5 separate regions of the Mus musculus genome follow, and regions 2, 3, 4 and 5 are each linked to region 1. Evidence: chromatin loops called from intact Hi-C (ENCODE). Cell type or tissue: gastrocnemius. All regions are shown on one strand. Each heading gives the region's core, and the rest is flanking DNA. Links, peaks and the distances in the headings are about the cores only. Region 1 holds the start of Gm34204 (a long non-coding RNA gene). Region 2 overlaps Gak (cyclin G associated kinase). Region 3 holds the start of Gak (cyclin G associated kinase). Region 4 overlaps Rnf212 (ring finger protein 212). Region 5 holds the start of Cplx1 (complexin 1).

Evidence for each region. Hi-C counts contacts between places; a loop is a spot of excess contacts. Peaks named below come from ENCODE experiments on the same cell type or tissue, not always from the same donor. Only the 100,000 strongest peaks of a DNase experiment are listed, where the experiment ranks them.
Region 2: it touches region 1 in a loop (5-fold over the local background); 8 of 42 quality-filtered maps call a loop at or near these places.
Region 3: a loop joins it to region 1, with 4 times the contacts of the local background. A loop is called at or near these places in 4 of 42 quality-filtered maps.
Region 4: it touches region 1 in a loop (10-fold over the local background); 8 of 42 quality-filtered maps call a loop at or near these places.
Region 5: it touches region 1 in a loop (2.4-fold over the local background); 3 of 42 quality-filtered maps call a loop at or near these places.

The regions. Positions count from the first base shown.
Region 1 is chr5:108,424,984-108,429,983 of GRCm38, reverse strand. It overlaps Pde6b (phosphodiesterase 6B, cGMP, rod receptor, beta polypeptide), which reads right to left. Exons shown (of 22, transcript NM_008806.2): 12 at 4,605-4,751; 13 at 3,423-3,530; 14 at 3,077-3,186; 15 at 2,790-2,877; 16 at 2,290-2,390; 17 at 2,080-2,187; 18 at 1,741-1,804; 19 at 1,453-1,527; 20 at 795-878. Gm34204 (a long non-coding RNA gene) reads left to right here and starts at 768. Exons shown (of 3, transcript XR_880561.2): 1 at 768-3,156. In gastrocnemius, for the core only: a CTCF peak has its summit at 2,625 (motif pointing left); a DNase peak (open chromatin) is centred at 2,612.
Region 2 is chr5:108,569,365-108,575,516 of GRCm38, reverse strand. It overlaps Gak (cyclin G associated kinase), which reads left to right. Exons shown (of 28, transcript NM_153569.2): 25 at 3,431-3,643; 26 at 3,983-4,128; 27 at 5,201-5,377; 28 at 5,561-6,152. The coding sequence ends at 5,662. Among named protein-coding and RNA genes, the nearest start is that of Cplx1, 22 kb to the right of the region's middle. In gastrocnemius, for the core only: no CTCF peak of the experiment used is centred there; no DNase peak of the experiment used is centred there.
Region 3 is chr5:108,626,119-108,632,270 of GRCm38, reverse strand. It overlaps Gak (cyclin G associated kinase), which reads left to right and starts at 2,494. Exons shown (of 28, transcript NM_153569.2): 1 at 2,494-2,770. The coding sequence starts at 2,626. It overlaps Tmem175 (transmembrane protein 175), which reads right to left and starts at 2,461. Exons shown (of 11, transcript NM_001163532.1): 1 at 2,371-2,461. In gastrocnemius, for the core only: no CTCF peak of the experiment used is centred there; a DNase peak (open chromatin) is centred at 2,499; H3K4me3 peaks cover 2,288 bases; H3K27ac peaks cover 1,912 bases.
Region 4 is chr5:108,724,035-108,730,186 of GRCm38, reverse strand. Rnf212 (ring finger protein 212) reads left to right here. Exons shown (of 12, transcript NM_001362887.1): 11 at 210-373; 12 at 710-885. The coding sequence ends at 822. Among named protein-coding and RNA genes, the nearest start is that of Fgfrl1, 33 kb to the right of the region's middle. In gastrocnemius, for the core only: no CTCF peak of the experiment used is centred there; a DNase peak (open chromatin) is centred at 3,133.
Region 5 is chr5:108,546,032-108,552,183 of GRCm38, reverse strand. Cplx1 (complexin 1) reads left to right here and starts at 2,157. Exons shown (of 4, transcript NM_007756.3): 1 at 2,157-2,295; 2 at 3,575-3,678. The coding sequence starts at 3,648. In gastrocnemius, for the core only: no CTCF peak of the experiment used is centred there; DNase peaks (open chromatin) are centred at 1,757, 2,161, 2,608 and 3,213; H3K4me3 peaks cover 648 bases.

The DNA of each region.
Region 1 (5,000 bases), core at 1-5,000:
TCACATAGCATCTACCTTACAATGTGGGGTCTGTCACCACTGAGTACTAGAGTGGTGTGGAGCTTGGGTGTGATGTACATCACATGAGGACACTATCTTGTGAGTCTCTTCAAGTCCCTGTCTTACACTCTATGATCAAATAGCAGAACTTAACGACTTGGCAGTTCATCGGTGCCTGACCAGCTAGTGGGAACATGGCTGCTATCATGTTCTTCAGGTTGTATTGGGGTATGCCATTGGAGACAGATAAGACTCAGGCTTGCCAGGTAGTGGTGGCGCACGCCTTTAATCCCAGCACTTGGGAGGCAGAGGCAGGCGAATTTCTTAGTTCAAGGCCAGCCTGGTCTACAGAGTGAGTTCCAGAACAGCCAGGGCTATACAGAGAAGCCCTGTCTGGAAAACAAAAAAACAAAAAACAAAAAAAAACAAAAAACAAAAAACAACAAAAAACTAGGTATCACCTTCACAGATACCTAGTAGACAAGTTGTAGCCATTTTCCTGAAGATGGTGTGCCCATTGTGGTTAAAGAGGCCCTCTGAGGCAGAGATATTTAAGGTGAGACCTCAAGGTGAGTAAGGACATTTTAGGAAATACACTTAGTGCTTCTGAGGGAACAGTCATAAGTTTTGGGACAATTAGCAGGGCAGGTTGAGGTGGGTGTTGTGGTTTCCCCCATCAAATAAGGGTGAAGATCACACAAATGTCCCTGTGTGATCCCTGCTGGATTCAGTCCATTCCCAACCCACTCTGAGCCAGTCCACCCCAGCCAACATGGAATACCTCTGCTGCGCACCTTGTATACGAAAGTACATACGAAGTCAATGAAACCAACTTGCAGCTTAGGGAGCTCAGCTGCTTTGTTCCGGTCCATCATGGGCTTGTAAAGAAAACACAGGCAGATGACATGGGTGCTGTCTCTCCCTATGAGACTTTGTTTGCTGCAAAGACCTATTTCTTGCTTAGTCTATGCCTTGCCTAAAGCCTGCTCCAAACAGTTCTTCACACTAGCCAGAGCTGGCTTAGAAGATAAGTGGTCAGAACAACCCTTTGTAGTTCCCAGTTCCCATGTATGTAGATGCCATCTGTGGTGTTAGTGGTGGGCCCTAACCCTAGCTGTAACTACCTCATTGTCTATCTTGCCATGGACTACCACCACTACTCCCTGCCTTTCCCTAGGCTTGCCCTTCTCTGACTTGACCTCCCTGGACTGGCCTGTCTAATGGATGTACTCTGCAGCCACATAGACCCTAGGTGCTCCTGCTGAGCTACAACCCCAATCTAACAATTTTTTGTGATTTCTATTCTGCAAGATGCAAAATTACCCATAGTCATGCCAAAGGGCCACACAAATCAAGGCTAAGACTCCGGGACCTTAAATTCCTGGGGTCTGGAGCGCTACCAAGCATTCTAATACATATGCCAAGATAGAATATTCTGGAAGCAACACTCACAATGGGCTGTTGATCCAAGACAGTCCTCTCCAAGTCCCCCTGTTCCCAGAACTCAGCAGCCACCAGAAGAGCAACCTAAGCACACACAAAAGTTATAGTGGGGCTCCATGTTCAGGAGCAGTAGGCCCTCCCCTCAAGGTCCTACAGGCAGTGTTCATATGGCGCCTCTCACTGCCGTACCCAGGGATGACTTCAAAAACCAACACCATTTCCCTGTAGCTCCCTAGGTACAGACCCAGGATGGCCTGCGAAGGGCTATTCTGGGTCCAGATGGTCATCAGTCCTGACCTTGCTCTGGACTTCCCAGGGTTTGGTGATAGCAGACAGGTCACATGCAGTCATCATCATGGCCCTGTGGACAGACAGACAGCAGACTACCTGTCCTTCTGAGCAGAGAGTAAACATTTTCTCAGCAGCTCTCTGGGACAGTCCTAGGAAAGGTGCTGGTCCCAAGTCACCACCTTGTAGGTGAAGAAGGAAAGCTGAGCTTGAAGCAAGTGGTGGTCAGGGGTGCTAAGGAAGATTCTGGATTCAGTGGTGAGGCCTATGAACCCTTGTGCCGTCTCCGGTCCCTGGGATTAGGGAGGTCTGCAGGGCTAATTGGCCAGCAGTGGACCTGCTACTTACATGACTATCTCCTTTCGTGTGGTCTCTAAGGATAAGTACTCAACCCAACTCTTCTTATCTTCATAGTTCTTAGACTCATCCACAATCTTCTGGAACATTGTTCTCTTCCTGACCCCAAGAAGGAGGGGAGGAGTAGGTGACAGACTGGCCATGGTTATCTATGTCTACTGAGGGCTCTGCCCACACCTCCTGCCTCTGATGCATTCTTACTTGAAGTAGAGGGCCAGGTCGGTGGCAATGATGGCAATGTCCATGAGGTGGATCACATGTTCATGCTGCCGCCGGTTCAGGTTCTGATAGATGTTCAGGCTCTGTGGGGACCATAAGTTGGTGTTGGGTTGTGGCAGAGGTTGTCTGTGGTACTCTTGTTTTTGACTCTCAGGGCCTACTCTGTCTAATCCCCTCACTCGAACCTTGCCTTCACTTATGTGAAGATCAGTCTTATGGCCATCCCTGCCTTCCCTTGGTGTCTACCCTCTGTCAGTGTCCTGGGTCAGATACCTTTGCCCATTTCCATGATCTGTTGTACCCTCTAGTGGCCATTCCTAGCTACTGCCTCCATGACTGCAATTCTGCCCCATGTGGGAACATCTCTAGATGTGAGCCTGTCCTTTAGCACCTCACACTGATAAATCCATGCTGCCCAGGACCTCCTGCTTGTCTACCACAGCCCAGAGGAGAAACAACTCATAACCAAATCAGGAACAAACCTCCTCTGCCAACAGAAACTTCCCAAATTCCAGGTGGTGCCTTTCCAGAATTGAGGAGCCATGTAACTTGGCTAGAGGATTCTGCGATCTGTTGTTTATTTTATTTAACAGGGGAACACAACAAAAGCAATGTTAGAAGGCAGTAGGATGAGGTCTGACCCATGTGGCACTGCATCTTCAAGGTGGTCCATCTCAGTACTGATTGCCAGACTGCAAAGACTCACCCTAAGGACGCGTGATTTATGGTTTACCATGCCCACCACAAGCCTGCCCTCCCCACAGCCTACTTCATCTGGTACAGGTTGTTGGTGCCACGGTGGTCGATGTCGTGGCACAAGCCAGCTGTAACCATGGCGAAGGCCTCTAGGTCAGTGTAATAGCTCTTCAGTTTGCCTGTCTGTGGGAATAGATCCAGTCCTGAGTCCTGTCACTGGCCCAGCTCTCTGGCTCCAGAAGGCAGTGGTTAAAGGGGATGTGGGGTGTCCCAAACCCATCCCTTTGCCCACCCAGGTCCCTTCCACTCATTGCTAGGACTGGATACACACAATTGGCATCCTTGGGCCAGAAGATAGTTAGCTGTGGTCCTTGCCCCAGCCCTCTGATTCATCTAGCCCATCCAATTTACATACGTACCATGAGTAGGGTAAACATGGTCTGGGCTACATTGAAGCCGTGGCGCCAGTTGTGGTAGGTGATTCTTCGATAGGCTTTGCTGACAGAGAATAGAAAGCGCACCAAGACCTGGGGAGCAGAGTACATGTGGGTTCTGAGATCCACATATGAGCCTACACAGCACCATATCAGAGCCTATCCAAGCCTCTCATACTGCTTGCATTAGAGTCTGTTATACCTATTTCTCCACTTCTATCTTGTTGGTCTCAGAGCCCTTGTTCCTTGTTCTCACTGGCCCCTTCCTGTTTGGGAAGGGCTCTCACACCAGAACAAAGAACAGCCCTTGGGAATTTGATGCCTCTCTCTTCCCAAGGTTCAGACTCACAATGGAAAGAGGACCCCTGGCATGTGAGATCTTTTGAGAAAGCAAAAACCAAAACCAACTAAATAACCAACCCAACAACAACAACAACAACAAAAAAACCCATTGGTTTAAGGCCTGAGTGTTTGATTCACATGTGGCCTGTGAGCAGAAAGGTGGGAAGCCTCAACATTTTCTTCAACAAGAGGATGCAGGCTAAGAGAACCCTTTACCCCTTCCATTATGATATTTAGGATCAAATAATTATTTGGAAATATTTTTTATCCCAATGGCTTTCTTTCTGTCTGTTTCCCTTAGCATTTAGTAAAATTTCTTTCAGAAATATCAGCCTGTTGCTTCTGTTTTCTGAGGAGCATGAGAGATTATTCATTCTTCATTTGTGTTGTGGGAGCACAGGTAAGGAGGTGGACTCAGGACAGAGTGAGAAACCCATGGTAAGAGCAGGATGGTGGGGCTCTGAGCCCTTCCCTTCCTCCAAATATTGATCCCTGAGAGGCAAAGCTAGAAGATACTATGTGATTTCTGTCCTGGTGAGCAGTTGCTACAGTTCCCCACCAACGATCTTATTTCCCTGTGATGTCCTAATAGAAATGTCATTTGGACACCTAGTTAACAAACTTTCCGTCCATCCAATCATTTATTCTAGATATATTTGCCAAGTATACTTCACTGTGATGGACATGTTTGACTAGATTCTCTGTGGGACTTGTGGACACCCTCCCTCTGTTACATACATATACACTTCACCTCTTGGGGGACCTGTAACCTTTACCACCCCTCTACTTCCTCTTGTTCTGGAACCTCCAACCATATCTCCTCACCTCCTGGGGAATCTGGAACTTTCGGACTACACCCAGCTCATAGTACATCTGGATGCCACATTTGACTAGCTCCAGCTCTGTACACTCCAGATCAGAGAAGTGGAACTCATAGATGTCAAACTTGGTCGGCCCTGGAAGTTCTTCCTTCTGTAAGAGAGATTGTGGGCTGAGAGAGGCAGGCCTACCACACCCTTACTGCTTCTTAACCTTTCTTTTCTCTGAACCATTGTCCAAGCAGACACCCAGGTATATCTCAAATTTATAGCTAGGCCACTGTTTATCTTATCCTACTGTTTCCTTGCACCAGGTAACCTGACAGTGAGAAGCTTGCCTGGCTTGGTGACAGTGATGTTAGAAAAGCAAACATATAAGATATATACTTGAAAAGTTACAGAG
Region 2 (6,152 bases), core at 548-5,547, 140 kb before region 1:
AATTCTTTCTTGGGTGAAGGGTGGGGAATAAAAGGAAGGAAGGGAAAACAAAGCTAGGCTATGTCATCAATAAATGACATCTCAGGGAGTTTCAAAGAAAAGAGCAATCTATAGTAAACAGGAAGAAGGAGAAAACTGTTTTTAACGAATAAATCAGGGACTGGGAATATGTCACTTAGCAGAATACATGCCTAGGATGTACAAGAGCTTGGGTTTAAACTCCAGCACCAAATCAGTTGTCATGATACACTTTTAGTTCCAACACTTGGAAGTAGAAGCAGGAGGATCAGAGAAGTTCAAGGTTGTCTCTGGTTTCAAAAATGAGTTGAAGCCAGCCTGGATTACATGAGGTTCTTCAGCAGTAAATAAATTAAACAAAATGCTGGGGTTTTTGACAATTTTGGTAAACAAACTTACTGACCACAAAGGAACCATAGCACACGCTCTGCTGTCAGTGTCAGGTATTGTCAGAATCTACAGAGAGCTCTGGAAAGTGGTTAAGAATAAAAGCAAGTGCTGGGAAGCTGGCAGCATCCAGACACACAACACCTCACAGGCAGCCACCTTCAAACCCTGAGCATGAAGCAGGGCACTTGGATGGGTTGTCACTATGAAGAATAAATCCATAATAAATTCTTTTTATTTATATGAGTACACCAGAAGAGGGCACTGGATCCCATTACAGATGGCTGTGAGCCACCATGTGGTTGCTGGGAATTGAACTCAGGACCTCTGGAAGAACAGTCAGTGCTCTTAACTGCTGAGCCATCTCTCCAGCCCCCTCATAATAAATTCTTTAGAAAATCCCTGGGCTCCAATGACTTCACTGGAGAATCTTACCAAATGTTTATGTGACCAATTCCATAGTCTCTTAGGAAGCTTAGAAGAGAGCAAACTGACTTTTAAAATATAAGTGCCCAATCAGACAATTGAGGAGTGAAAGCCTCAAGCCAGTCCTCTCAAGAACAGACATATAACCTCGGAACATTAGGGCACAGAATTTTTCAAAGGATAAAAGGGCAACAACCACCAAATGGGGCATTTTCAAGGAGCACCAGGCTGATTTCCAAACTCAGTAAGTGACATCTACCATGTTTATCAACCAAGGAACAATGACATGGTCTTACCAGTGCTGCCAAAAGGGTGATTGTCTGCAGCAGCACATGATGAGGATGTCTTCCGAGCAGGAATAGAAACCCTATGAGATGTGACAAATCGGCAAGGAGTTCTGAACCCAGGAGCAAGGCAATGTTCCCATTACATTCCACTTACTGGGAGACCCAGCTATGGCAAGAGAAAGAAGTGGAAATTAAATATGATAGAAGGAAAAAAATAAAATTGTTCCTGTTTGCAGGTGGCTCAATTGCCTATCAGATCAGAAAAAATCAACAAGGCTTAGAACTATAAAGTCACAGTACCTAAGATCAAGAAGCAGTAGTTAGGTTTACTAGAACAGCTCAACAAGACTAGAATCTAAAACTGTGCTATGTATAGTTGATTTTTGCAAAAAAGCTTTCAGACCAGGTAGGGGTAGAGGCTTATGCCTATAATCCCAGCACTCAGGAAGCTGGGAAGGAGGATTAGGAGGAGTTCAAACCTTGGCTACATGAGACCCTGTCTCAAAACAGTGACGAAAGAGCTTTCATCTATAAACATAAAGAAACACATAGTGCTAATATGGTGGAAATACAATTCAAACATGGCAGTTGAGATTAACAGACACTAAACATTTGTATATCACAAGATTACCCCTTTATGTTGATTGATCTGCAGGTCTAATGTTCTTTCCACTAAAATCCCAGCAGAGATTTTTGTACAATCGCCAAGTTCATTGTCACATTTGTCTGAGAAAGCAGATAAACTAGAATGTTTGGGGCTTCTTGTTATTGAGAATAGTATAGAATCTCTACCCTGACTTTGAGATACACTCTCTGGCCACAGAAACCAAGACTGTGGTGTTGGATACATAGGATTAGAGAACCCAGCTGTGCACCCAAATGGGGAAGGCAGAAGTATGAAAACTTTAACAGATGGAACTGGAACCACTGGGTTTGCACAGGCAAGAAAAGGAGTCTCAGCTATACACTGAACCTCATAGCCCATCGCAGTGGAGTGTAAGGCAGAGCAGCTCTTCTTGTAGAAAAAAAGCACAGATCTGAGACCATAACTGTAATGAAAAGAATAAATTGTAATCCTGTGGGGAAATGAGAAGAGGGACAAAGGTCCCATCGGTCATTCTGGCGTGCCAGTACCCGCATGAGACAGTGCTGAATCATCAGCTGCTTTGGGGGAAGGTTTGGGTGAAGCGATCATGCATCACCAAGGATCATAGAAATTGGGTTTCTTATATTTACACATACTTACAAGGATGTGAAACGATACAGCCACTGATGGTCTGTTTCTTAAAAAAGTAAACTTGCAAATGTCATAGGGTCCCAGTGTTTATCCCAAAGAAATGAGTTTATAGTTCTATAAAAATCCACAAGTAAATATTCCGCAAGTGTTCAGAGAAGAGCTATTTGTAATAGCCAAGGAAATAAACTCTGAATAGATGTTCTCCTGTGGATGAAGATTAAATAAATAGCAGTCCCTTTCATGCTCCTTTCATATTCCTTGGCAATAGAATGGCAACAGGAGTTTGAATCAGCTGATCACATCACACTTACAATGAGAAAGCAAAGACAAATGCATGCTTGCTAGTACTTGGCTTCCCTTCTTTGTTCTATGCAGTCCAGAGTCCCCCTGCCCAAAGGAATGATTTCACCCACAAATAGGATGGATCTTCCCACATAAATGATTATCATTAAGATAATCCCTGATACCAGGCACGGTGGTGCACACCTTTAATCCCAGCGTTTGAGGCCAGCCTTGCCTACAGAGAGAGTTCCAACACAGCCAGGACTACACAGAGAAGCTCTGTCTTAGGGGAAGAGGATAATCTCCCACGTAATGCCCAGAAGTCATCTCCTAAGTGACTTTAGATGTTAACAAGGTAACAGCACCATCACAGGGAGCTTCATCGCTGGGGGCATTGTGTGAAGGTGCTCTAGAATTCTTAGCATGAGTCTTCCAATTTCTGTGATTTCAGTTATTTCACAAAAAGTTAAAGAATCAGCCATCCATTTGAGAAGTTCTGTGAGGCAGAGTCCACACAAGACAGCCCCCTGGACCATTCAGCAGATGGGGATGCGGAGCCCCTGTAGATGTGCATGTAGGGTATCCTAGCATCCAACCTTCATCCAGGAAGAAACACTGAGCAACACAACACTTGTGTATCCCTGGTACTTGTTAGATAGAACAGATCAATTAAGTGATAGTGGCTTGTTTTACGAGCACATGGCCCAGCAATACAATAAATATCCTTAGCCCCAGAAGAGGTAACTGGTCGTTTGGCTAAGTGGCTTACAAGTGCCCTGTGATGTCTCCCCAGGCCTGCCTGCTGGACTTCCTGCAGGGGGCTTTGTTGGCGCACCAGCCCCCACTCAAAAGAGCAACAGCCCCTGGCAGGCAAATCGTCCCACAGCCCCTGGAACCTCATGGACCCCCCAGGCCAAGCCAGCCCCCAGAGCCTCTGAACAGCTAAGGTCTCACTTCAGTGTGATCGGGGCCCGAGAAGAGAGGGGCGTCCGTGTGCCCAGCTTTGGTAAGTACTGCATTTACATGCTGGTTTATACAATTACCTATAGGGTTGGAGGTAGAGCCACTTGTTTCTCCCTCAGAGCCAGCCAAGGCAGCTGTATTTATGTTGCTCACAGAAGCTGCACCAAGAAAGCAAATTGGATTTGTGTGCTGGTGTCTTGAGGCATCTCTGCATGCCTGGCTCCTCTCCTCCCAATTCTCAATGGCTTTTAACAGATGGCACGGAAGCCATGTGTTTCTTCTTTCCTGTCCAGGTATCAGATCAGGTAACACCCAGGGAGCGAGGTAAAGCAGACAGTGTCTAGAAGAGTGTTGTTTTGTTTTTGTTTTTTTTTTTTTTCAGCCCAAAAGCCAAAGGTCTCAGAAAATGATTTTGAAGATCTTCTGCCTAATCAAGGCTTCTCTAAGTCTGACAAGAAGGGGCCAAAGACCATGGCAGAGATGCGGAAACAGGAACTTGCCAGAGATACAGACCCACTCAAATTGAAGGTGGGTGACTCCAGGGCTCCAGCCAGAGACTTGTTATGTATAGACCTGGCACCTGGAGGCTCTTGGAGTATATTCCTGGGCAACCTGATATTACACTTAGTGTTTCCTGTGGATACTGGAGATCAGTGAGGGATGCAGGCACCATACAAGGGCTTCTAGTACTCTGGATGTATTTGACCTTGGCCTTGAGCCAGCAAGCGGGCATGGCTCAGACTTGTGCCTATCAAAACCAAGTTTTCATCTGACTGTTGACAGCAGCAATTTGTTTGGGTTTTGGTCCTGGCCCTGAGCTCTCACAGTGGAGTAAATAGGACTCAACATAGCACAATGGCCAGAATATCCCACTGTAGATCTTAGATATATTCATTTCTGTAGGTTTGTGTAGTGGTCAGTTTGTGTGGGTGTGTGTATGCATGCAACTCTAGGCTGTCCTAGAACTGGATTTATAGACCAGGCTCCTTTCAAACTCAGAGGTCTGCCTGCCTCTGCCTCCCAAGTGCTGGAATTAAAGGTGTGTACACACCCAGCTGAGGTAGTCACTTCTTTAGGGCACAGTGTAGCCATTCCCTTAAGAACCCCCTGAAAGGTTACCAGGAGTCCACTTGTCCTCTTTGAACCCTGTGCCTGGATCAGGAGGCTATATTGAGAGATTAGGAATTGGTATCTGGCTGAAAAGGTTCTCAGTTCTGCCCACAAACCACTGTAGCCTGACCTGGTGGGCTCAGTGCTGGAATTTAGAGGTCTAGGTTGGGGGCCTTCTTGGTACTGGGGGGAGGGCCGCAGGGAAGCACAACCATGGTTGCCCTATTCTCCTGTAGGGGTAAACAAAGAGGTACCAAACCATGTTCTTAAGGGCCTCCATAGAAGTTTGCTCCCCAGGCCTGCAGGTGACCTTTCGCTTGAGGACCAGGTCCGTTGAAATGATGTACCCGCCCTCATCAGCATCTGAACATCCTTTAATACTTCCTCTGCTGTTTACCTTGATTTCCCTACCCTCCACGGGGAGGTCAGCAGGGAGGGAGGCCTCCTAAATACAGCTCCTTCCTGAGGTTGTCTGCTTTGCTGTCTGTAGCTTTTGGACTGGATTGAAGGCAAGGAGAGGAACATTCGTGCACTGCTGTCCACTCTGCACACGGTATTGTGGGATGGGGAGAGCCGCTGGACACCTGTGAGTATGGCTGACCTGGTGACTCCAGAGCAGGTGAAGAAGCAGTACCGCCGTGCAGTGCTGGTAGTGCATCCTGATAAGGTAGGTGTATAGGGAGGCAGTTCCCAGGATGCTAGGCCTGGGCTTCTGGACCTTGTGCTTGTGGTTGGGTTGTCTCTGCCTCTCATCTCCTAGGGGCCTTTTCCTGCTGGCTGTATTACAAGAAAGGAGCTGGTGGGAAGGTCGGCTGAGTAGTCAGGCTGGCTCTCACCCCATTGCCCACAGGCCACAGGGCAGCCGTATGAACAGTATGCCAAGATGATCTTCATGGAGCTGAATGATGCATGGTCTGAGTTTGAAAACCAGGGCTCGAGGCCCCTCTTCTGAGGCCTGTGATGGCTATGGCTGCAGGAGCTGTTCATGAATCCTGAATGCTGCTGGCCTGACTGAGGCACAAATGGGACCATAACAGGTGTGGCAGGTGATATCGCCCCAGGGGCCTGGACCATCTACTCCCAATCATCCCTGCATTCATCATGGACAAATACCATTCCATGGCTGGGAGAGAAAGCATTCCTCAGATCTGATGTTAGTTGTTTTGTTTTTCTTTTTCTTGTACCAGAGGAAAAGTGTTGATTTATATTCCTTCCACAGCTGTCACAGTTTGTGATTTACTTGGTGTCTGGTGGCTGTCACCTCTTGGATGGCACATGTCGCTGGCACTTCTCTCCTGTCATTTCTTCAAATATGGGGGTACATCCACATCCTACTCTGATCAGTTTGCCAATCATCTGTACATAATTAAACTATTTTCTGATGGCTGGTGCAGTCTCTGGCTTGTAAAGCACTTCTTACCTAGTACCTGGTCACCTATTTG
Region 3 (6,152 bases), core at 598-5,597, 200 kb before region 1:
TTTATTGTTTGTTCCACTGCTCTTTGGTATTTAATCTTCCTTAAATTACTTTGCATTTCATTTTTCTGATTTTTTAAAAGATGAACACTAAAGTCACTAAATGTGATCAATTTCCTACTAATGACTTAATACTACCCCATTATTTTGAAATTCTATATTTTTATTTTCAGCTCGTACAAAACTACTACCTTTGATTTCTTCTTTGACACATAAAAGGATACTATCCTTTTCCATTCAGAAACATTTTTCACACTGCTAATTTCTAGTTAAATTCATTGTGATCAGATAACATGCTTGTTTCATTGCCCAGATGTTCTAGGTTAGTAATTCTTTACACACTTGGAAAATATGTGTATCTGCTAATTAATACTAATTCTGTGCATTAATAGGAATTGCTCTATAAATGTTCATTAATTCAAGATGACTGACAGGGCTATTTAAGTCCTCTATATACTCTGTGATTTTCTGGATACTTATCACTCATTGAGAAAACAATCTCCAACTATCTCAACTTCCAATTTGTCTCTCTCCTTTTGGGTCTATTAGCTTCTCAGTTAACACACTTTATAAATTTGGCTTTAATCATGTTTATAGTTGATACATCTTTTTTTTTTGTTTTAAACTAAATTTTTTTTTGTGTGTATGACTTTTGCCTGCATATACCTATGTGCACCACATGCATACTTACTGCCTACAGAAGTTTAAAGAGGGCGCTGAATCCCCTGGAACTGGAGTTATAAGTGGTTGTGAGCCGCCATGTGGATGCTGGGAATTGAACCCCAGCACTCTGCAAGCACAAGAGCTCTAAACCACCGAGCCATCTCTTCAGCCCTGATGCACTCTTTTTATGATTTCACCCCTTCATCATTATAAAATAACTTACTCTTGGGCAATATCTTTTACTACCACAAGAGAATGTGTTGGTGGAGGAAGAGCACGGATTCAGTTTTAAATCTGTATGTGTTCATACATGAGGTGGGATCACGAGAGACCACAAGATGCAGTTCCAGTTAAAATGGTCTTGGAATGGCATCTACTACAATGCCATAAAATTGATCTATAATTACATGATTTAGAAATTTCCACTTGTCCTAGGTCATGCCAGCAAGAGTTTATGGTGTCAAGTTTCACTATACGCTGTAGTGAATTGTTCATGATGTTTCTCATGATGTTTTAGGTCTCTTGAAGGCTACCAAGCCTCCAATTCCCTACTTTTTCCTTTTGCTTTCAGATTTATTTTCCTTCTAAATAATGAGATCTGAAGCCACCAAAAAATAAAAAATCCCTTCAACTTCATTCCAGTAATAACATAAAGTTACCTGCAACTGCAAGCCGTAGCTACTTCCTCCTCCCTGCATCTTATAAGTGATTCTCTTATAGAAAGGTGCCATTTCTATACCAACACTACATATCCTCTATCTGGATGTGACTTGACTGTCCTACTATTCTGAGACAGTACTCCTCTCCACTATACTGGAAAGACTTCACTCTTTCCCATTGGCTTTAGGCTGCTCAAGTCTCCCATCTAAGATCATGTTAACACCACACTGCCCTTTCAGCTCCCACACTCTTCTTCACAAATCTCCTCAGTTACCTACAGGTACCATCTCTACTTCATCAGTTCTTTATTCCTCCAGGTGTTATCCAAAGCTTCCACTTCACCATTTCTAGGAAACTACTGTCTCACCTACCACGTACCTCACTGTATACTAATGATAATCTTTCATTTCTTTTCTACTTGACTTTTTAAAGAGCAGGTAGCGCCCCCCCCCCCCCCAAGGCGTATTTAATAGCATACAATCCTGGGACAGTTAAGATGTTGATTTGGGCTTAAGGATCCATTTTTCAGTCCAAAAGCACAAACTCTACCCAAGGCTCTGCAACTTCATATGGCTTCAGAAACCTCGGAGGTACAGAGACGAGTGGGGAATCCCATGACTTTGCCTCACCTGAGATGGACAGCTCTAAGTGTTTGACATCACACGGGATTCTGCGTCCAGTGCTGCCAGGTGACTTTTGTATACACGTTGTGAAGCTTTCTCCCGCCCCCTTTTAAAACTACGTTTTTCGGTCTTAATTCTAGCAACTAGTTCATCCTCCCCCAAACCTGTGTGGACCAAAACATAAGTGTCTGTGGCTCATAGGCTGGCTGCTTGTCTGCAAGATACCCTCCTCTCCTAAACCGGGCATTAGGGACACTTAGGGTGGGCTCCAGGCCTCGCTTTACCTTGAGGCGTCAGGCGCGAGCGGCGGGCTCTGGGGCGGTCCGCAGCGCGCGCCCAACGTCCCGCGACGCTCTAGCCACCTAGGCTGGACCTGGGCCAGCGGAAGCAACCAGATGAGGTTAGGGTCAGATGGCGACAGCCCTACCTCCGTGCCTCCTAGGAGCTTGAGGTCCGTAGGATCGCACCCTCTGCGCCTGCGCCTGCTGCTGCTGCTGGCTCTGCAGAAACACGCGCCCTTCCGCCTGCTGCGTCAGGGCGGGGCCGCAGCGTCGGGACGCAACTCGCTCTCTGATTTACGTCACGGCGCGGGCGGAAGATGGCCGGGTTGTTCGCCCGCAGCTGCTAACCCGGCAGTGCGGAGCTGGAGCCTGGCTCCCGCTGCCGCGGAGCGGCCGACGCCATGTCGCTGCTGCAGTCTGCGCTGGACTTCCTGGCGGGCCCTGGTTCTCTTGGCGGAGCTGCGGGCCGTGATCAGAGTGACTTCGTGGGGCAGACAGTGGAGCTGGGCGAGCTGCGTCTGCGGGTGCGGCGGGTCCTGGCCGAGGGTGAGGCGTAAGGCGTCGCCAGGCCGCGGGAGGCAGGAGCAGCCCAGGAGGGTCGCTGCTGGGGTGTGGTTCGAGTCAGGGCGCGTGACGGTCACCGCTTTAAGCAGGGGCAGCAAGGAGGATCGTGTCCAGGGTGTGAATCAAGTCTGAGACCTAGAGAGTCACGACTGAGGTGTGGGTCAGATCAGGGCCGCAGGGAGTCATCTCTCCGGGCAGGGTCTGCGGGAAAAGACACTGCTGGGATGTAAATCAGGCCATCGCTATGAAGGGCCACTGCTGGGGTGTGAATCAGGTCGGAGAAGGGTCTTGCCAGGAAGAGAGACCACAGGGGCTTGTGGGTTAAGGCCTTTGGTGGTGATTGCAGAGGATAGACTGCTTCGGGTTGCACACTTACTTCCTGGTGGGTAGAGTTAGTAGTACAAGGGTCATGCTAGCAGGTGGTTATCCAGTAAAGGAGGCTTGGGTCTGGAAGGACCACCTCTGCTTAGGGTCAAAGCTGTATCTGGGGCATATACAGAAAGATTCAAAGGTGGAGTCAGGTCAGAAGGTGAGCACAGTCACTCTGGGGTCATAAGCTGTTATTCATTGTATCATATCCAGCGTTGTTGTTGCATCCCGAGGACTGTCTTGAGATGGCAGTGTTTGTGCTGCTGAGTTCTGGGGCCTGTAGAGTCTTCCCTTGCTTGATGAGGTAGAGGATAGACTGGGGCCCTACAGTCTTGTTTTCTTTTATAGCCTAAGTGCCTCACCTATTGAGTTTTTTCTGTAGTGACCTCGTATAAGGTACAGGAAACAGAGCCCGTAGCTGTAACCTTTAAGAACCTTGCTTGAGCCGGGCGTGGTGGCACCCGCCTTTAATCCCAGCACTGGGGAGGCAGAGGCAGGCGGATTTCTGAGTTCAAGTCCAGCCTGGTCTACAGAGAGAGTTCCAGGACAGCCAGGGCAATACAGAGAAACCCTGTCTCGAAAAACAAACAAACAAAAAGAACCTTGTTTGATAGACAGTTCCATAGTTCTGTGTCTTGAGGTCAGTCTGAGTTTGTAGCTTCCTCACACAGGCTCTGTAGTCAGCTTGTGTGATGGAATCGTGTTTTCTCTTTTATGATTTTTTTTTTTTTAAGATTTACTTTTTTAAAAAACTGGTGTTTTGCCTGCCTCCATCACTGGACAGTATCTATGTGTACTGCCTGCTGAGACCAGAAGAGGACATTGGATCCCCTGGAAATGTAGTTAGAGACAGTCGTTAACCTCTGTATGGTTGCTAGGAATCCAGTGTTGCTCTTCTCCTCTGCAAGAGAATAAATCTTCTTCAGGCACTCACTGTGCCTTTTTATTATTATTATTATTATTAATTTGTTTATTTTGTTCATCAGTATCTAGGAGTATGCCAGATCTCAGGTTCAGGGAGAAGAGTGGCCTGACTCAGGTCTGAAGTAGCTCTCAGGATTGGAGAGTCATCTTGTTAAGGTTGTCCATGACAATTGTGATTGGTAGGAGCAGGGAACTTGTTTAACATTCTTTCTTTACTATGGAAACGCAGAGGTGATGTTTTGATAGTAGCTTGTCATGCTTATTCTCCACTGCGATTGTGCATAGATTTGGATGTGATTTTAGTAGAAGACCTGTGGTGCTTTTCCCGCCAGAGATGAGTTTAGGACCTCCACTAACAGTCTGATATGTGATATTCCCTTTCATCTGTCGAAATGACAAAGATGGTGCCAGATCGGCTTGTTCATTCTGAAGATACCAGGAAGTTGCCTTAGTTTTTCAAAAACTTCAACCCTGAACTGATGGCACAGGCCTGTAACCCTAGCTTCTTGGGAGTTTGAGGCGGGTAAATTCCAACTTCAGGGTCTGCCTGGACTACAGGTAGAATTCAAAGCCAATCTGGGCAAGTTAGTAAGATGCTGTCTTGAAAAGTAAAAAAGGGCTGGGATTTTATAGTTTAATGGCATAACACTGGCTTAACATGTATGAGGCCCTAGGTTTAATCCACAAACCAGAAGGGAAGAGAGGAAGAGAAGAGACGGACGGACTTGGTTTCCTTTCTTATAGAATGTAAAATAAGACACATATTCAGCTAGTAGAAGGAAGAGGCAGCTTGGGTGCGGCAGTACAATAAATAGTGTGAATTCCAGGGTAGCTGGAAGGCCTGCCTCTATAATAGGGAGCCAGGAGAAGATGGCTGTGTGCTGTACCCACCTGGCCAAGAGGCCATCTCTAGTGGGACGTGGTTCCAATTGCTAGGAGAGGGAGGTTGTGTAAAGCAGGAAGCTTACTCAAGCCACATCTAAACCAGGATGAAAAACCAGGAAGTATGGGCAGCCACTGTCTCTGCAGAGAGCAGTTCTTTCCTGCTCTCTGACCCAGCCAGGAATAAAAATAATCAGTGCAATTGTAAGCCATAGTTTTCTTCTTCTTCTTTTTATACTTAATATGATATTTTAAGGCTTTTTTTTTTCTGAATTGAGACAGTAAGGAATCTGTAGTATTTTGCATAGATTACTTAAATGAGTCCTGAGCAGCAGCCATAGGCCATGGGCCATTGGGATTTATGTTCTCTCACAAGAGTATGAGGGAGGCTCTTAACAACTTCAGAACTTTTCTGGTTCACAAAGATGACCTTATATCATGGGATGGTCCCAGAGAGGCCGAGAAAAGTCTCTATACTCAAATAAATTGCTCTGTCTCTAAGTAAATGAATAAATATCCTCATTGTAGGCACATTGCTTCTATCAGTTTATATCAGGTTTTGTCACAGGAATGTATGATAAACCAAGCTTAGTTGTCATACGGTTTTTATAGTTATTATTAATTTGATACTGGAATGTGAAATAAGTTGTTAGGCAGAACCATAAAGCCATATAGCTTTTTACTCATTTTGGAATTTGTCCTAAGTCTTCACTAATTTTATTTTTAAATTTATGTTTGTGACTGTGCCCATGTGAATGCACTGTGTGCAACCATGATATTGGTGGAGGTCAGAAAACGGTATCTGATCCCCAGAAATTGGACTTAGGGAGGGTTATGACCAACCATATGGTTGCTTGGAACCGATCCTGGGTTCTCTGCAAGAGCAGGAGTGCTTTTAATGCTGAGCCATCTCTCCAACTCCTGACTTTTGTGTCCTATAGCCCACCTGTTTTATATTTTGTTCCTCTCTTCTCTTTTTGTTTTAGTGGGGGGCATGTCATGGCTAGCATGTGGTCACAGAGTGACTTGCAACTGTCCCTTATCTCTTCCCACAATGCTGATTCTGGGGATTGAACCCAGGTCGTGAGGCTTAGTGGCAAGCTCCTTTATCTACTGAGCCAGCCATCTTGCCAATCTGTTTATTTTCTTCCATTTTCTTCCCATTCCCTCTATTCTCTTCTTTCTCCCT
Region 4 (6,152 bases), core at 479-5,478, 300 kb before region 1:
TGAGTTCACTGACAGAACAAAAGCAGCCTCCTGACTGGTCCTGTTCACCACCACCTCAGCCTAGAGCAGGCCTCATTCATTCTGAGTACTCAGAACATGTTTTTCATCAACACATGACCTTTAAGGCCACACAGTAGTAAGTGCTTGGATAAGCATGTTTCCAGAGATATAAACAACATTTATGACTTTGTTTTTGTTTAATTTGTTAGAGTCCCACCATTGCAGATGCCCTACAAGGAGCTGTCACCACCTCCAGCATCACAGCTATCCAGCAGAGCAACACAAGGGCCTTCCCCCAGTGTCAGCAGTTCATGGACAGGACCACCTCGGCAGCCCATCAGTATCTCAGGCCTGCTGCAGAGACAGTGTGCAGGCAAGTGCTCAGTCGGCTTTTTGATCCCAAGACTTCGCTCAGAAAAGTGCACATATGAGATGTTTGTGTAGATACATGTGGTGAGGGCAAACATGAAACCTCACACTCCTGCCAGTACTGGCTCCTGTCTTTATGACAGATTTTTACATTAGTCAGTGGTACTCTGAAAAAAACTAACCTGACATGAAATTTTTAAAAACACATACGTAAATCAGTGAACTCTTTTTTTTTTTCAACTTATTTTTCTTACTTGATATTTGCACTCTTGTTTTCTTCAGCAGTATAGAAGTCATGTCAAAGCTCACATCTCTTTACATCTCTTAATGCTTCCCACAGGATCAGCATCCCCTAGGGGGATGGATACTGAGAAGATGAGCCCATTCTTGCCTTCCACACCTACAAATCTACGCTCTGTAGCCAGCCCCTGGCATGCATGCGTTCATCGGTAAATATCACGGTAGAGTTCACTCTAGAGAGATGATGTAACTAAATAAAGTAGCTTTCTGATAAAGCAGCTGTCTGGATAGCCTTGTGGAGTTTTTTTGGCTGTTGTATCCTTCCTGATACTTTAAAACTCTCCTAAATGTGGGTGTGGAACCAAAGTGAGCAGCCACCTGGGGCTCACTATCAGGGATCCCAAGATGCAGCTCTCTGGTATTCACATCTGCCGGGCTTGTGCCCACAGCATAATGTAGGTACACATAACATCCCCCATAGAGAGCCAATACTTCAGGGTATCTCCATTTCTTCCTTGTGCTGTGAGTCTCCAGTGGCATAGTTTGGTCACTTAGGGTTTGTGCCAGCTACTATGTGGTGTTGTGTATCATGGACAGATCTCTGCAGAGCTGTGTTCTGCCCTGAAGTCAAGTTGCAGATGAGACCTGTTGCTCTGTTGGAGAGTGGGCCCTTCCTATGGGAGGCATTTGGCACTCATAGGTAAGTGGCATGTGCCTCAATCCTAGTCCTTGCATCTCTCAGAGTTCAACACCACAGGAACTAAGAAGGGGGTTGTGGTGCTCACTCTACTTCTTTACTTTCTATTTGCCTGTAGTTTGTCAGAGAACTTGTCTGGTTCTGTAGAAGACATTAACAGCAGAAAGAAGTAACTTTCCACTCTGCAGCTAGGCTAAGGTGCAGGCAGGCTGCCCACTGGACTACTCCAGTGGTATGTGACCTCTGTGGATGCTGTTGCTAGAATTGCATCTTCCCAGTCCTCAGGAAATGATGCTTGGGCTGCTGAGCAGGGATAAGCCTCATTTCTGCTGTCCCAGGAAGTGTATATGACCCAGGCATGGTTGTCCCCCAGGAATGTACTTGATCCCAGAAATATGTGATGAGTGTTCAGAAATCTTGTAGTAACATACCTGTTCTAAGTTGTTTTCATTCACAATTTGATTGTAAAAATACTGTAATAAAATCTTTGTGAACTTCATGCAATATATTTTGATCATACCACATACTCTTCTCCTTTAAAAATATTTACATTCGTTTACTTCATTTATATGAGTATCTGTATGAGTATCTGTACGTGTAAAGAATAGGACTCTGACAAGTCTAGAAGAGGGCATCGGGTCCCTTAGAGGTGGAGTTATACACATTTATGAACAGCCTAACATGGATGCTGGCATCTGAGCTCTGCCCCTCATGATTGAGCTAAAAGCATTCTTTTTCTAGTTATTTGGTATAGTTGAGGGGCGGGGTATTGGTTTGTTTGATTGGTTGCTTAGTTGGTTTTTTATTTTATTTTTGTTTTTGTTTTTGTTTTTGTTTTTAGACGGAGTCTCTCCCATAGCCCTGGCTATCCTGAAACTCACTATGTATACCAGGCTGGCCTGGAACTCACAGAGATATGCCTGCCTCTTCTTTCCTAGTGCTAGGATTAAAGGCATGGGCCACACTATACCCAGCTAGTAAGCACTCTTATCACTGAGCCATTTCTGTGCCTCCCAGAAATTTATAAAATGTTATAAAGCCAATATTTATGACACAAATGTTCTCTGTCATATAATAAATACCTGATGACTAAATGCTAAGATGTTGGATAAAAGTGAAATGTAAATAACCTTCTGTGTTTATGATACCTCAGTGTGAACCTTGAACCAACCATAGCCCACAGGGCAGGTGGACATGTGCAAAGGGCACAGCAGATGGAGCTGCACACTCATGGCCGTAGTGCTGCTCAGTGTTGAAAGCCATGCCAAGGAATTCAGCAGATGCAGCCATACCACCATCTCACCCCACTCCACTCTTCCCTCAACAGATGCAGCCAGACCACCATCTCACCCCACTCCACTCTTCCCTCAGAGGAGCTCTTGGTCACAAGGTCTGATTATTCAGATGCAATTTTAAAATTTTAAAACTCTTCCATTGCTTTGGATTACACACATAAATTTTGATACCATGGTTTTTAGCATTTGACACTATTTTTATTTCGTCACAATTGAGCTTTTGGGAGCCATTTAATTCCAGGGCACATTTGGTGGAGTTTAGATGTTTACCCTTGTCGGTGCTTTCATCAGCTCTTATCATTAACACCAGTTGTTCTTTTCCTGTAACCTTCACTTAAGTAAACATGTAGGTAGTTGCCCAAATTCTACTACTTACACAGGTTGTGGCACTCCAGGATGGGGCTCCTGGGTGTCACTAGTCAATACTAAAAGCCCACATTCATCTCCCAATGGCAGCGTAGAGATGTGGGTTATTCAGATGCAAGGTGTTTGGAAGTCAGAGGCCAGTGGTGGTGGGTGAAGTGAGCACTAGAGGGCGCTGGGCCACACAAGCTGGAGCTGCCCTGAGTCCCTGTTGGATTCATTTCACAGAAAAACAAGTGGTCTATTCAGTGTAGAACTGGGAAAGGTTCAGGCAACTGAAAAAACTCACACAGGGGAAAATGATGAGGTCAGATGCAAAGGCTCCCCAGTTACTCGCCAGTGTTAGTAACCGGCAAACCCAAGTGAACCAAGTTTATTAATGACACCAGGGGCACACACTGGGAACAAGTGTGTTCCTAAAAGCTAGGGGCTATCTGAGGAGTGTTCTACGTGCAAGAGCAGGACAGTGAGCCTTAAAGACTATAACTCAACATTCAGGGATGGAGCAGAGTCCCCACAGCCTTAGATACTCTACACTGGATTCTTATTTAATAGGTAATCAGCCTTATAATAGCATTGTATCTCATATCTCCTTAACTATAGCACACTCAGTAGGTTCAGTGAATATTTTACCCTTACCCACTATAACTGTCTGTCTTCTTTTCTTCATTGTCCTCCTTCTGCTTGAGTTCATACTCCACATCACCCTCCTTGTTGTTTGTTATTTGAAACAGGATCTTGCTGTGTAACCCAGGATGTGTGTACCACCATGGCTGTTTATATAGCTTTAATTCAAAGATATCACCTTAATAGCTTGTCTTCCATAACCATATGGAGCAGCATTGCACATATGAGAACAAGTTACCAAGCATGCAGGGGGCACAGCTGAACCCCCACAGGTCACAAGCAATAGTCCTATTAAGAATCTGCCCCAGGTGCTGGAGAGATGGAGCCTCAGTTAAAAGCACTTGCTGCTGTTGCAGAGCCCCCAGGTTTGGTCCCCAGCACCCATATGCTAGATCACAACAGTCTGTAACTCCAGTACCAAGAGATCCTACCTCTTCTTCTGGCCTCTGCTGGAACTCCATGTGTGTGGTACAGACATACATAAAATACCTATACACATAAAATAAAAATAAGTGGACCTTTTTTATAATCTGTTCCAATCAAGCTTAATAGCACATGCCTTAATCCCAATACTCAGGTGTCTGAGGCAGGGCAATTTGGAGGTCTAGGCTACATAGTAAGATCCTATCACACAGAAGGAGAGGGAGCAGCAGAGCACACAAGCAGGCCCAGAAGATAGGAAGTATTTCATAGGTATATAGCGAACAAGAGAGTGATCAGGGCTTACACAGTGTCCTTTTAACATAGGACAGGCTAGGATGACCCAGCTACAGACTCAGTAGAGATATGGGTCTCTGTCACCTCTGCACAATGGGAACAAAGCCAACAATAAGTGGCCAAAGAAGTTCTGAGTATGGAGGAGGAGCAGCAATCCATGTAAGAGCCACTGGCTAGGCTGGCTGGCTATGATGGATAACATCCCTAAATGTGGGCAGGAACCCAAGGGGAACCTGAGCACCCAGCTGAGAATGGCTCAGGAGGGCAAGAGTAGCTGCAGAGCTGTGGGCTGAGCACATGATTCTAAGGAAGGTTCAGAGGGAAGGCTGACAGGCAGTGACATGACGCCAGTCTGCTGGCCTCTCTAAATATCAAGGGAGACCATCTTGTTGAGAGCTGTGGCCAGACTTGGTGAAGAAAAGCCCTGCTACAAAAGAGTCCTCCACACCTACACTAAGGAGTCAGCTGAGGGGCCAAGCCCAGCGGGTAGGTGACCGATCACATCTCTGTCCCCTTCCCATACCAGCAGCTTTCTCTAGGTACTCTTGTAGGAGACCTTGTGTAGACATGCCTCCACATGAACATGCAGGCAGCACTCAGGACTGTTTTGCCATCTAAGTCTGCTTAGAATACACATGCTTGGTTTTGAAGTCAGATCTACCTACTAAAAACTTCTAAGACCTCTAACCTCTACTTTAGTTTTCATTGGTTCCCTCTCCCTCTCTGGGCCTAACTGGTTCTCTGTGGTTTGTTTCTCCATCTTTGCCAGTTGTCTGTTCCCATCCCGTCTGTCTCCATAGAAGGCTCTTGAAAGGATGCAGCACTTGCACACATTGACTACAACCAGCATCCAAGTATGTCCCTTGCAAACAGCACATACTGTGCCTCTTTCACATTTCCCTGAGTAGTACATAATTCTGAACTTCCGTGATGCTTTAATTCCACTGCCCTATCCCACTTTCTTCCCCAAACATATCTCAAAGGCATCCTAGAGATGACACTCTCTCTGGACATAAACCTCCCAGCTCCCATATCAGAATTCCTGTTCTCCAATGGTACCAGCACTGTCCCTTCTCATGTGCCCTTGCAGAGTTGACCAGATCCTGAGTCCAATCTCAACCTCCCCCTTTCTTGGCTTTCCATCTCTAAGAGTCAAAATTGCCTGCCATCTGGCAGAGAGTGTATTTTTAGCTGTAAATATTCTGGGGATAAACTGTAAAGTTGGGTATTGCCTTACAGTGTGCTTTCAAAAATGAGTGGTACATCTGAGCACTGTTTCCTAGTAGCACACAGAATCTACTACTAATGGCATGCTTCTGGAGAGACCAGAGTGCTTATCCTTAGCTAAACTTGTGCCTTTTCCTGACCATAGCACTCAGGCAGTTCCTGTTGTAGGTCTATCATTGAGAAAATCATAAGTCCAGACTATGAAGAATAACAGTGTAGGGACCCATATATCTTCCCACCCACAAGCTAAGAACTTTATTAAAAGAATAATCCAGAAGCCCCAAAAGAGACAGGAAGACCCAGGACTCAAGCTCAGAAAGTAGATGAACATAAGGCTCTAGCCAAATAACCCAAAGCCCTCTGCTCCAGCCACCTCTGCTGACCTGTCACCACAAGACACTCCCCCTTGAGTCTGAGTCATTCTTAGTTGGCTCTCCAAGCAGTAGTGTTTCTCCTGGTCAGGCCCAGAGGAACCCTGGGCCTCTAGCCAGCCTCCTAGGACATCACCGTGATAGCTAGACAGCCTGAAGTGTCAAACCTGTTCCTCACGAACACTTAAAAAGCTGTGGCCTCTCTGAACAGGACAGAAGTTCTTTCAAACCCAAGCAATTGTAAAT
Region 5 (6,152 bases), core at 518-5,517, 120 kb before region 1:
CACTGCACTGAACGATTTCTCAAGCCCAAGCAACTGCCATCTCCCAGGGTTCTCTCACTCAAACTTGAGACTGTCACTCTCCTTGCCTGTTTCCCTCAGCAGAGTCTGGGAATGGCATTGTACTGTACTCTGAGGACTTGGAAGGTGATGCCAGGAGTGTGAAGGTCAAATACAAAAGTCATCACTGCCTATATATCAAAACCAGCCTGTAACACATGAGAACCTCTTTGAAAACAACAACCCAATAAATAAATAAATAAATACCAAAACAACACATATACAAAATTAAACTAGGGAACTGGAGAGATGATTCGATAGTTAAGATCACTGGCTGCACTTTCAGAGGACCCAGGTTTGATTTCCAGTGCCCACATGGTAACTCACAACTATCTGTAACTCCAGTCCCAGGGGGATCCAACACTCTTTCCTGGATGCTGTGGGCACCAGATGCACATGTGGTCCACAGACATGCAGACAAACACCCATACAGGAGGGAGGGAAAAAAAGCTAGGACAGAGAAACAAAGAGAGATACACTGAGACATAAAAACAAGAACAGCAGATATAGAGACGATAGAGAGACAAAGGTAGACACAGGAAGGCAGAGACAGCCAGAGACAGAGGAAGTAAAAGTGGAAGCCCACTAGTCCTAGGGTCCTTTGCCTCTAATAATCTCAGCTGGGCTCAGGACTATGAATGGATTAGGTTGGCCTGCTTTGTCTCAAGAGGTTAACCCAGGGTCTTCTATGGGATTGCTGACAGAAGGTCAGGTCCATCTGGTGGCGTGGCGGGGAGAAGAAAAGCAGGTGAGAAGTAATGAGTCTGTCTTGCTGTGGCCCTTGCTTTTGCTAGCTACTATAGACTCCGAAAACACAGAATGAGCCAGACTGGGCACATCTGTGTGCAGGTGACCCCATTCCACAGGACATCAGTCCTGGGCCTGAACAAGGCTCTGGGCATCAACCAACCTTACCATGAGTGTGGTGGGTGAACTGAGATGGACAGTGCCAGTAGGAAGGGCACTGGGAGACTTAACTCTTCTGTGTCTGATGTGAGTCATGCCCAACTTCCTAAATGATCCTCTCCTCCTAGGCATATGCCTGTGTGCAGTGCAGGCACTTCACCAGTGGGATCAGACAGTATCCTTAACTCCAGGGCCCCAGGCTGAAGTCAGGGCAGAAGGTGTGGGGCTTAACACTTTCTCTTCTTGTCTCCACTCCAGCTCCGTTCCTGGTCTCTTCTACTTTGAATCTGCTAGGTCAAAGGAACAAAAACTGATAAAAGCAAGTCTGGAATGGACCCTCCCTTACTCCCCACCCCTAGCCCTCGAATTCAAGCCACCAAGCACCCTGGGGCAGCTTTGGAATGTTGGTGAAGGGGGAATACTCATGAGGCAAGAAGTTTCACTGAATTGGGTGAAGGTCAAGAACAACCTAATCCTTAAGAATGACTCAGCCAGGAGGAACATTAACAGTTAAAGCAATGGCCATCAGCACTAGACTCTGCGGGTCAGGAATTACCACCTGGCTAGCCAGAATAAAAAACAGCTTAGGTGTCCCCACATGCTCTGACTTCTGCGAAGACGATTGCCTCACAGAAGCCCCCCAGGATAACTGCAGGGATACCAGGCCAACCTTGTGGCCACTGGGCTCTGCAGTGCAGCTGCCGCAGAGTTGAAATCCCGGTGCCAGGGGAAGGGGCGGCCTAGAGGCGGGGCTGTGGCTGTCTCCCAGGAGCCCCCGCCCATCCATGTCCGCAGTGACCTTCAGGCGTCCCTGACTGACTGGGGTTTCTATCCCACCAAAGCCACATTTGGCGGCTCTGCACACCGGAGAAGCCTGGATGTGTGGGCCTATCTTGCTCGATCGGGGGTCTCGGGCTGTGCTCGCCTTCTCCCGCCCTGCCAGCAAAGAGCAAAGAAACCCGGTCAGGAGCAAACGTGGTTGGTAGATTAGGGATGGTGACCCCATCCCTGCATTCTCCCAGCGTTTCAGGAGGGCGCTTCAGTAGGACTTCAGGAGGGTCTCCAAGCCGGTGTGGAGAGAGTGGCCCAGGCCAAAGAGGGGCCCCTAATGCAGCTGTCGCGCGCGCCAGGCCAGGATCTGGGAACCGGGGGCGCGGCTGCCCCCCCTACCTCCGCCGAGCCCCGCCCTCCTCGTCATGCGGGACGCGGGCGGGGGCGCCTCTGAGTGACGCGCCCTCCTCGCGGTGTCCTTCAGCCGCCGCAGCAGCACAGAGCGCCACATGGACCCCGCCGGCCTGAGAGCGCGCTGCTGTTGATCGTCCACCTTGGAAGGTAACCGGCGCCCTAGCAGCCAGTCCGACCTTAACCGGCTCCCTCCTTTCCCCTTCCCAGCCCAGTTTTCTTCCCGACTCCTGGGCTTCCCTTTCTGGATCCCCGCTTTCTAGCCGTGGGTCTCCTACCCATATCCTAGGTTCCCCTACTCTTGGTTCCTTGTCTTTCAGACCCAAGGTTGCTCAGCCTGAAAGGCGCTGTCCATCGTGAGGTGCTGAAACGGCCCTTGATTCCCTTTCCCATAGGCATCTTTTTTCTTTCTTTCTTTCTTTCTTCTTTCCCTGGCGCGCTCCGGCCTGAGGCCGTGCTCCGGTCGGGCACCTCGCCCAGCAAAGCAAAGGGTGCGGCGGCCGCGAGAGAACGGGATGCCTTGGTCTTTGCGGAATCTCCGCAGCGTCCTAGCCTCTCTACAGCTGGCCCTGCGGAGCCCCCATCCCCCGATTCCCGGAAACAGAGAGAAGTTTAGAAGGCAATTGGCTTTGCTGCAAAGGCATCCCTGAACCCCTAGCTTCTCGGACACTCTTCCTGCCTGGCACCCCTTCGGGTCTCATTCCGCAGAGAGAAACCTGTGAAACACTGGATCCCTCAGGACCAGGTTCCCTGATAGGAAAGACTCTACAAAGAGGGATGTCTTTGCAGCTGTTGGCATTACAGAAAGCACCTTTCTAAATGCTGCTGGCACTTTAGTCCACGCTGGGCATTCTGACTTGGGTTGCCCTACCCCATGCAGAAGCAGGAGTGGGTCATCTGTTTCCCCTCCCACTGGAAGACGGGGACTCCATCCAGGGCCAGTTCTGCTGTGGGCCTCCAGAGTCTCTCTAGAGACAGATATAGTTGAGACTAGTCAGAAGTCATAAGGACCTTTCCTGAGGGACATTCATGGACTTGTCTCTCCAATTCTTCCCCAGAGGGACCCCTGCCCCACAGCTCCAAAACTGCCAAGGAGGCTGAGCAGCCAGAACCTGGGTGCTACAGCGGAGCATTGACCTTCAAATGCCCCCTGGGCTCCACCCCCGCTTGAGGAGGCTGGCGCCAGTCTCCAGTAACTGGTGGCCCCAGGTTGTGAGCTGCAGTGGCATCTAAAAGCTTCCTTCAGAAACCCCAGAAGAAGCAAGATAACTGTTGGTTTGGCTGGGCTCTGAACCCTGCCATCCTGGTCTGGGTGTGGGAACAAAGCCTCTCACCCTAGACTCTTGGGATAGTGGAGAGGAGAGCAAGGAGTAGATGAGGGTCTCAGGAAAGGTTGGTCAGGGTACCTATGACCACCTACTCTCTCTAGGCAGAAGACCCTGACCACACTTGAATGTGAAATCTGACCCCGGGAGTGGCTCCTGAGGAACCAAGCCATCACCATGGAGTTCGTGATGAAACAAGCCCTGGGAGGTAGGAGGTGGGCAAGGGGGGGGGCGCATGGGTTTGGGCCTCCAGCGATACACAGACACCTGATACTCAGAGAGACATGTCTCCACCACTGCAGTGGCACGAAAACACATGGCTGCATGACCACTTCTGACCTCACGCACAGGCTCTGCAGATGGTTGCTTACACTCTGAACAAGCCTAAGGCAGTCCCCCAGCCCAGTACTTTTGAATCCCCTGGTGACTCAAGCCTTGGGATTTAATATGAGATATGGGGAGGACGTGCTGTGTAATATGGCCCCATGTCCCCATGCCATGGTGCAGTGGAACCCACTGGTCATCCTGAGACACATCAAGAGCCAAGCAGCATTGATCAAGGCAGATATCCTAACAAGGCTTGTGAGCAGCCCTCATTCTGTCAGTCCTGGGAACAAACTGTGCACCAGGACTGGGTTAGGAAACAGGATTTGGGTGATCCCAACTGTGGCATTGGGCTCTATGGGTTTCTCCCAGGTAAGACACAGTACTATTCACAAGGACAAGAAGGGATAGCTATGCAACCAAGACCCCTTCTGCAGAGAATATATAGCTTCCTTTTATGTCGTTGCGTGAGGGCAGCCTGCTCACTCACTATTTGAAAAGAGTCCTGTCCTCACTTGGCCCAAAGCCATCTTTGTAGCTAGCAACAGTAGGACTAGAAGCTGGTAGAGGACAGTCAACTGAGCTCTTGGCCAGGAGGTGCTGGAGGTGCTGAACCAGTGAGCCGAAGGTTTGGTACCCATCTGGCTGCAATGGGTTTCAGCAGGGCAGTTTGGTCAGCTCAAGCCTGTAGAGGTTGAGATCGCCCTAGGTGGAATTCATGTTTGTTCAGAGCTACCTGCTCTGGGTGCCCCGATACCCTTGTGTACCCTCAGGGCTGAGAGTTCACACCAACTTTACTATTGAAGAGTCCTTGTGGCCTGCAGGGGAGCCCCTTGACTGGTGTGGGTCTGAGCTGGAATGTGCTAGGCATCTTTTGCTGGTATGGAAAAGGGAAGGGGAACACTCACAGAGAGAAAGCTGGTGGGGACCTTGGGGCCAGGAAAGAGGAGAAGTCTGCAGAAATAGGCATCTCCCAGAGGGTGTCTGTGACTTCACTCATATGTGATGAAAAGGAGACCCAGTGTGCTTGCTGAGAGTTCACGACTGTGGTAGACTCAGGTTGAATCTAATTATAATGATTACATCACCGGGACAGGATTCAGGGACAAGCCAGCATCCTGTATCAGAAGAGACCCGTGTTATACCCAGAAAGTCCCAGGCTGCTACAGACAATTAATTTTGTGGCTAATTCTGGCCCTGAGGTGGGCTTTTAAAGAAACCGAAATCTCTGATTTGGCTGTCTACATAGCTGAAATTAGCTGGGTAATTGCCAGCCTGGATTCCCTCATTGTTCCATGTCAGCCCAAAGTTTCTCCTGCACCAGCAATGGGGCGTGCTTCTTGGGGTGCTGTGAAAGCTGTTGGGGCGGTGTGGTAACCAGCAGACAGAAGCTACAGGGTAGTAGCCACATACTAGGCTGAGCACCATCCAAACTACCCTATATTCAATTTACATTCATTTATGGAGATAGGGATGTAGCTTCCATGATGCTGAGTAGAACTGTAGTGGTTTTCCATCCACCACTCACAGTCTTGTCATGGACTCCAAACTCCATGTGTGTGTGACCTTTGGTGTCTTAGGGTGTGTGTGAGCAGAGCAAAATGGAGCCAGTCAGAGATGGTTGGAAGAGAGGGATAAGTTTCAGATAAGGGTCAAAAGGCAACAGAAACCCCAAGATATGGATCAAGCCCAGAGAAAGGTGATAGGAAAGAAAATAATAGCCCAGAAGCATATGTGTGGCTCTTTCACTGGACCATCTCAACTTATGGTTGCAGGTTCAGGAACTTGTGATCTGTTGCTTCACAAGACCCTAAGCCAAAGAGGGGTAGGTCTGGAATCTAGCTAGATGTGGGTGTGGTACATGCTTTTGTCTTTGCCTGGCTGTTCTGGCACCATGCCTGTCAGGAGCAGCAGCCCCCACTTTGAAGCCTCATGCCAGGCATGTAGCACTTTACCAGCATTCTCTATTCCCTTTGGCATGTCCCTAATGCCTCCTAAGAGGCAGGCCTGGGCCACAGTGGCATCCTAGAGATGAGGCTCAGAAAGACCAAGACTTGTGTGTGAACACTATGGAACAATGAGTCATGTTGCAAAGTTTTAGGTAATTTCAGTTACTTCCTGTAGATGCTACGTAGACAGCCGGATTCTGTTGTGTGGACAAGTTCAGTGGACCAATGGGGTTTTGTCAGGCCCCAGTTCTGCTATTTGCTAACAGTTCTCTGTTCTAGTGGTATTTGTTGCATTATCTCTGTGGATCATGAGGTAACTTTGGATCAGGACAGGATACTTCAGAGCCCCCACTGCATGAGAAAAGGAAGATTTAAGATGAAGGTCTGATGCCTTGGCGTGGGCCAGGTG